Linked DNA regions of Mus musculus: region 1 is linked to region 2. A link is a loop called in an ENCODE intact Hi-C map of the cell type or tissue named here. Cell type or tissue: left cerebral cortex. All regions are shown on one strand. Links, peaks and the distances in the headings refer to the core of each region. The heading gives the core; the rest is flanking DNA. Region 1 has its middle 17 kb from the start of Tmprss12. Region 2 holds the start of Letmd1 (LETM1 domain containing 1).

Region 1 (2,910 bases), core at 116-2,615, 210 kb before region 2:
TAACCCACTGTAGCGTGTGGTGCACACCTGGGATCTCAGTTGAGACCAAGAGCCTGAAACAGGAGGACCAAGAATTTAAGACCAGGCTGGGTGTGGCGACACACACTTTTTAATTGTATGTGCATTGGTGTTTCGCCTGTGCATCTGTCTGTCTGAGGATGTCAGAATCCTCTGGGACCAGAGTTACAGACAAGTTGTGAGCTGCCGTGTGGGTGCTGGAAGTTGATCTGGGTCCTCTGGAAGAGCAGCCAGTGCTCGTAACAGCTGAGCCATCTCTCTAGCAAGATGACTTACACCTTTAATGTCAGCACCCAGGAGGAAGAGCAAGGTAGATCTCTGAGTTCAAGGCCAGGCTGGTCTACAAAGCACATTCTAGGATAGCCAGGGCTACATAGAGAAGAAACCCTATCTGAAAAAGAGTTTGAGCCTGTTACTTGAGGCCACACATCTCAAATGAGTTTAACCATTCAGTAAACCATTAACCCCATGAATTGCATCTCCAGAGCTGAAGGAAAAGGCTGACTCCCAAAAGTTGTCCTCTGACCACAGCCATCTGGCATGCACCTGCATTCACACACATCCACAGACAGTATTAAATTTATTTTAAAAAACAGAGCAATCCTACCTTCACCCTGGTACATACCTTTAGTAAACTCCAGTGAGGCACTTCTTTTATAGCTCCATCAAGAAAATTCTTCATGGGGCTGGAGAGATGGCTCAGTGGTTAAGAACACTGACTGCTCTTCCAGAGGTCCTGAGTTCAGTTCCCAGCAGCCACATGGTGGCTCACAGCCATCTGTAGTGAGATCCAATGCCCTCTTACTTCTGTAAGTATAGCTACAGTGTACTCACATATAATAAAATCTTTTTTAAAAATTAAAAGGATTCCTCATGTTTGATAAAGGTGTGAATACAAATTCATGTAGATACAGAAAAACATGATACTCTCCCTGAAGCTACACAGTAAATAACAAAAGTGATGTTAAATTCTAGGTTGGGTCAAACCCAAAATGGGTGTTCTTGGTCATTCCAAATGTGTCTTCTCACCAATGGTTTGGAGCTAGAAAGGCTTTTGAGAAAAAAAAAAAAAGCAGAAAGGTTCTGGTCCTTGTCTGAAAATAGTTTAAAAACCTAGTAGGTAAGATTTTTAAAGGTTCTATTTAAGTGTGTCCACTAGGTGGCAACTCTCCTTTAAAATCACACTCTACAAACCTAAACACTAGTATGTAGAAGATAATACAGACCATGGGGTGGCTCAGCCGGTAAAGGCACTTGTGCCAGGCCTGACATCGCAAGTATGGTCACACAGTGGAAGGATGAAATGAACTCCCAGAAGTTCTCTGACTCTTACATGTGCATCGTGTCATGCATGTATGCACAAGAACATATGAAAATGTCATAAAGCAGGAAAAGTGTGTACTACCCAGGACAGGTGACACGAAGAGGAGAATGCATACAGGAGGCCCCACAGACCCTTTCTTAGGATTTCTTCCCCACAGGGAGGCAGCTACTTGAGTTTAGTGTGCCTATGCAATGTGTGTATGTTCACTACATATATTCATAGAGATGGTGTAATTCCAGTCCTGGGGCTAAGGCATGAGTCCCAGGCCAGCCTGGGCTCAACAGCAAGTTCATGTTTGAAAAACACACTTGTAGTCTCCCCTTCCCCAGCCTGAAACCTGCTTGAAAGACAAAAATCTTAGAGAGTGAAGAGTAACATCACAAAGCTGCTTTTGGGGAAGCTCAGGTACTTTATTCAGTTGCAAATTGTAAAGCTAAGGCTAGTCTCTGGCCTCCTGTCGGGGAACTGGCTCAGAGAGTAGCAGGAAAACAGCTTTCCTGGGAGCTTTAGTTTCCAGCTGAATAGTAAGCAAAAGAGGAATTTTAGTCCTCAAGGTGATACTTATAAGAAGAGTCAGAATCTGTGTTCATCTGACGAATTAATCTCTCTGGCAGCCACCGCGCTCTATCTTTATCTCGTGAAAAAACACAAACCGAGCCCCTTCCCCAGATTAGAACCGGATCTGGACCCTTCTATTCGCTAGTCAGTGGGTCCTTTCATTTTACCAATGCATAACAATTAGAAGTAACTAGATGCCAGTGGCGATCCACTGCAGACTGACCTTTAATATTGGTTGCAAAATATTTAGAACAAATAAGGTAAAGGCAAGATGAGCCTTTGGTGACCTTGGGGGATGTGCTCTGAATTAACTTTGCTAGGTAATTTAGAATATAGGAGTCTCTAACATTGGACTGAATATTAGACCAGTCTAAGATTGAGTTAGAATGACTGGTCACACTGAAGAAAAGAGAAAATCATTATGACTCTATTAAATGACTAATTTTACCAAGTCAGTATGCACAGTCTCTGATGAACTATTGCCATAAAGTTAAAAGGCTAGAAGCTAGTCTAAACTGGAAAAATGACAAGCAAGGATGGATCTAAAACATGAATTTAATTTAGTTTTTTAGTCATTACAATCAGGACACTGAGTCAACTTACCTGCCAGCTCGTCACACGAATTAATATGTTTCTGCAGCGTTCTGTGTAGAAAACCTGTTTTTCCCTTTCCTAATAAGATAGCTGTTTTAGGATCAATCTATAAGCCAAAAAGTAGATCCCTTTAAGATACTATAAAGCATTTATTAAATTCTTTGCCATTTAAATATTAAATTTTGAAAATAAAGGTAAGATTTAAATAGTGTGCATGGGAATGCACTAAATAGTATGTACGGGGATACAATTTTTCTCTAGCAGAGCACAAGCTGACCTGTGAGCCATGGCTTCTGCTGAACTTCTCTGACTGTGAAAGGAGTTCCTCAGACAGAGGTAATGCTGATGGCATAGCAAGCAGGCCTGCCTTGAGTTCTCCCTTCGATAGACTTGGGATCTGGAATTGCAAGAGGAAA
Region 2 (2,910 bases), core at 226-2,725:
GTCTGTCCTGTCTGCCACTTTGGGAAAGGGTCTTTTCTCAGTCTCTTTTCCCTGCAGGGCGTTCCAGACAAGCTGGCCTCCGAGATTCTGGACATTTTCCTATTTCTACCTCTCACCTTCCCCACTGCAGTGCTGGGATTATAAATGTACGCACTGTGGGCTGGACAGAGAGAGACAGACAGAGACTGAGCTTGTGTGCACACACACTCGTTACCTGTATGTCAGTGGAAGGGGAATGGAAGAAGAAATACTCAGCAGCTATGTGAGGAAATGAATCCGTAGAATCCGTATCACATTTTTTCTTTTTGTAGTTTGTGTACATGTTTGCGCATGCCTGGTGTTGGATATGCACATATCTTTTTTTTTTTTTTTTGGACAGGGTCCCCTCTAACCCTGTAACTTGCTAACTTGGCTAGACTGGCTGGCTAGCAAGTGCCAGGGCTCCTCCTGCCTGGGTCTCAGCTCTAAAGAAGCTCCGGGTTCCCCTGCACAGAGGCCAGGACGTGGGTGTGTTGGGGGTGGGGTGGGGAGGCGGTCATAGGCACAGACCACCGTGCCCAGCTTTTGGCGTTAGAGTCAGGGATTGAACTCAGGTCCTTAAGCTTACTCAGCACTTTACCCAGGACGACCTCCCCCCCCCCGCCCCCCCCCCCACACCCTGGACTACACAAAATGCCCTCCCTTTAGTTTGTTCTCCCAGGCAGTGCCTTTCCATTTCTGTTAGAAAACCGTCTGTGACTGCGCTCGTGTCTCCTGGGAGTTCTATTAGCGAGCCGGAGACACCGTAGTTGAGGGACTTAGAAGCTACCTGAGAACCGAGAGAACCCATCTTTTGGTCATTTTCTATCCTACCTACCTACCTCCTCTTGCAGAGAACAGCTTTGCAACTGTTCAAACCACCAGCCCTCCAAACACGGAGATGTTCTACAGACGTGGGAGCTTTTGCAAACATGCAAACATTTCATCCTTCGATCTTCACAGAATTCTGCAACACAGGTACAACCCACATGAAGTTCACCGAAGTGACCTGTCCAAGGTCCCCCACACTAAACCTGACTGCAGACGCATGGCTTCAGCGTGCTTCACGTCCGTTAAAATGCCTATGGACACAAGAGGGCCGTCGACTCTCGCGGACAGCTGGACGCCTAGAAACCCTTCCGAGTTTCAAGTAGTCATTTCTCCAAAAAATATCCACCGCGCACCTACTCCGTGACAAGGGCGCGTGAGGACCAGAAAGCGAGGGTTGGAAAGGGGTTCTACACCTGCCGCCAGATTGATGGAGGGCGGAGCCCTGCCGGCCGCCGCCACTAGAGGGCGCAGCGCCACCCCGCGCCGCCGCCATCGGGGCCACGACCCCGGGCTCCCACAGAGGTCAAGGGCAGCGCCCGCGGCCCCGAGCCCCCAGGGACCGACGAGGGCACTGGGTTCCTCAAGGAGACGCCGTCCTCGGCTCACGATAGCGACCTCAGGCTGGGCCGGCGCTCGCTCCCTCGGGGAGGCTCGCTTCCGGTCCTGCGCGCGGAAGCGTCGCCGCGTCCAATCCGGGTCCCCGCCCGGGCTCGCCCGGGGGGCGCGGGGCGGCTCGCAGCCGCCTGTCGGCGTGGAGGGGCGGCGCGTGCGTGCTGCGGGGCGCACTCTGACCCGGAGACGACCTCTCTCCGCGCTCCCTCCCCTGCTGTGAAGATGGCGCTGTCCAGGGTGTGCTGGGCTCGGGCTGCTCTGTGGGGTTCGACTGTCGCCCCTGGACCCTTTGTCACCCGGAGGCTGCAGCTGGGCCGCTCTGGCCCTGCGTGGCGAGCCCCTCGGTGAGGGCCCTGGAGAAAGAAGAGCATTTTTGATGTAGAAGCCCTTCCAGCGGCTCAGCCTCCGCCTCTCGGGATCCCCTGCCTTGGGCCCTGGGTTTTGCTTTTCCATGCAGGATTCCCACCGAACGCCCGTCCCTGTCCCTCTCCGTACTCCGTGTCCACCCGATTGTCCCCGCACATCCTGAGCTCATCTTTCAGCTTCCCCTTCCCATCTCTCCATGGCTTCAGCTTGCATTCTCCTGGCCCCGCAGGCTTTGCGCACGCTCCACGCTCACACCTTTCTGCATGATCTGCCCCTCTCATACCAACCCTAACCCTGAGCTTGGGTTTTCAGAAGAGTTCTGGCAATCGCTCTCAGAAACCGTATGTTTACCGAGGGGTCCTACGTACCGAATGGCTTCTACTCCTTCGCAGATAGTCTCTTTGGTCTTCGTTGTAGGTCTTCAAAGCTTCACCTTTCTCCGAAGGCGGACGTGAAGAACTTGATTTCTTACGTGGTGACCAAGACAAGAGCGATTAACGGATCGTACCATCGTTTCTTGGGGCGTCATTTCCCCCGCTTCTATGCCTTATACACAACCTTCATGAAAGGTAAACGCTAACATTGAGAAGCCCGAATCTGCTCTTCTGCGTTAGTCACAGTCAGTGAGATTGCAATGTGCCGGGTCCGCTGCTGCGCTGTGAGTTGGGATGTCTTCTCTTCCGTCAGGGTTTGAGCATGAATTCTTACAAATTGTCACTGCCACCTCTTAAATATCCAGATGGATGTTATGGTAGACAAATCCTGACATCACTCGAGAGAGAGCAGAAGATGTAAATATATTCTCATTTCCTTAGAAATTCCTTGTCCTGCTCAGTGCAGACCAGACCCAGGGATTGTTATCATAAGGAAACCAGATTAAATGCTTTGTTTTAAACTCCTTAACACCAGGGCGTCATGGTCGATTAACCCTGAGAGCTCCCCAGCCAGGTAGTAACTCGCTGCTTCGTGGGGCGTGTTTATCACGTGGCCAGCTTAGATAACTTGTAGTGGAAATAGAACTGTAGACACTTGGTTTCTGAATGCTTCCACTCAAAGTGGAGGTCCGCTAGCTATGTTGAGATG

Evidence for each region. Peaks named below come from ENCODE experiments on the same cell type or tissue, not always from the same donor. Only the 100,000 strongest peaks of a DNase experiment are listed, where the experiment ranks them.
Region 1: it touches region 2 in a loop (2.2-fold over the local background); 16 of 42 quality-filtered maps call a loop at or near these places.

What each region holds. Positions count from the first base shown.
Region 1 is chr15:100,262,229-100,265,138 of GRCm38, forward strand. No RefSeq gene overlaps it. Among named protein-coding and RNA genes, the nearest start is that of Tmprss12, 17 kb to the right of the region's middle. In left cerebral cortex, for the core only: a CTCF peak has its summit at 1,175 (motif pointing right); a DNase peak (open chromatin) is centred at 1,232.
Region 2 is chr15:100,467,441-100,470,350 of GRCm38, forward strand. It overlaps Letmd1 (LETM1 domain containing 1), which reads left to right and starts at 1,571. Exons shown (of 9, transcript NM_134093.3): 1 at 1,571-1,805; 2 at 2,245-2,396. The coding sequence starts at 1,684. It overlaps 5330439K02Rik (a long non-coding RNA gene), which reads right to left and starts at 927. Exons shown (of 3, transcript XR_001781773.2): 1 at 861-927. In left cerebral cortex, for the core only: CTCF peaks have their summits at 1,324 (motif pointing right) and 1,526; a DNase peak (open chromatin) is centred at 1,610; H3K4me3 peaks cover 2,313 bases; H3K27ac peaks cover 1,243 bases.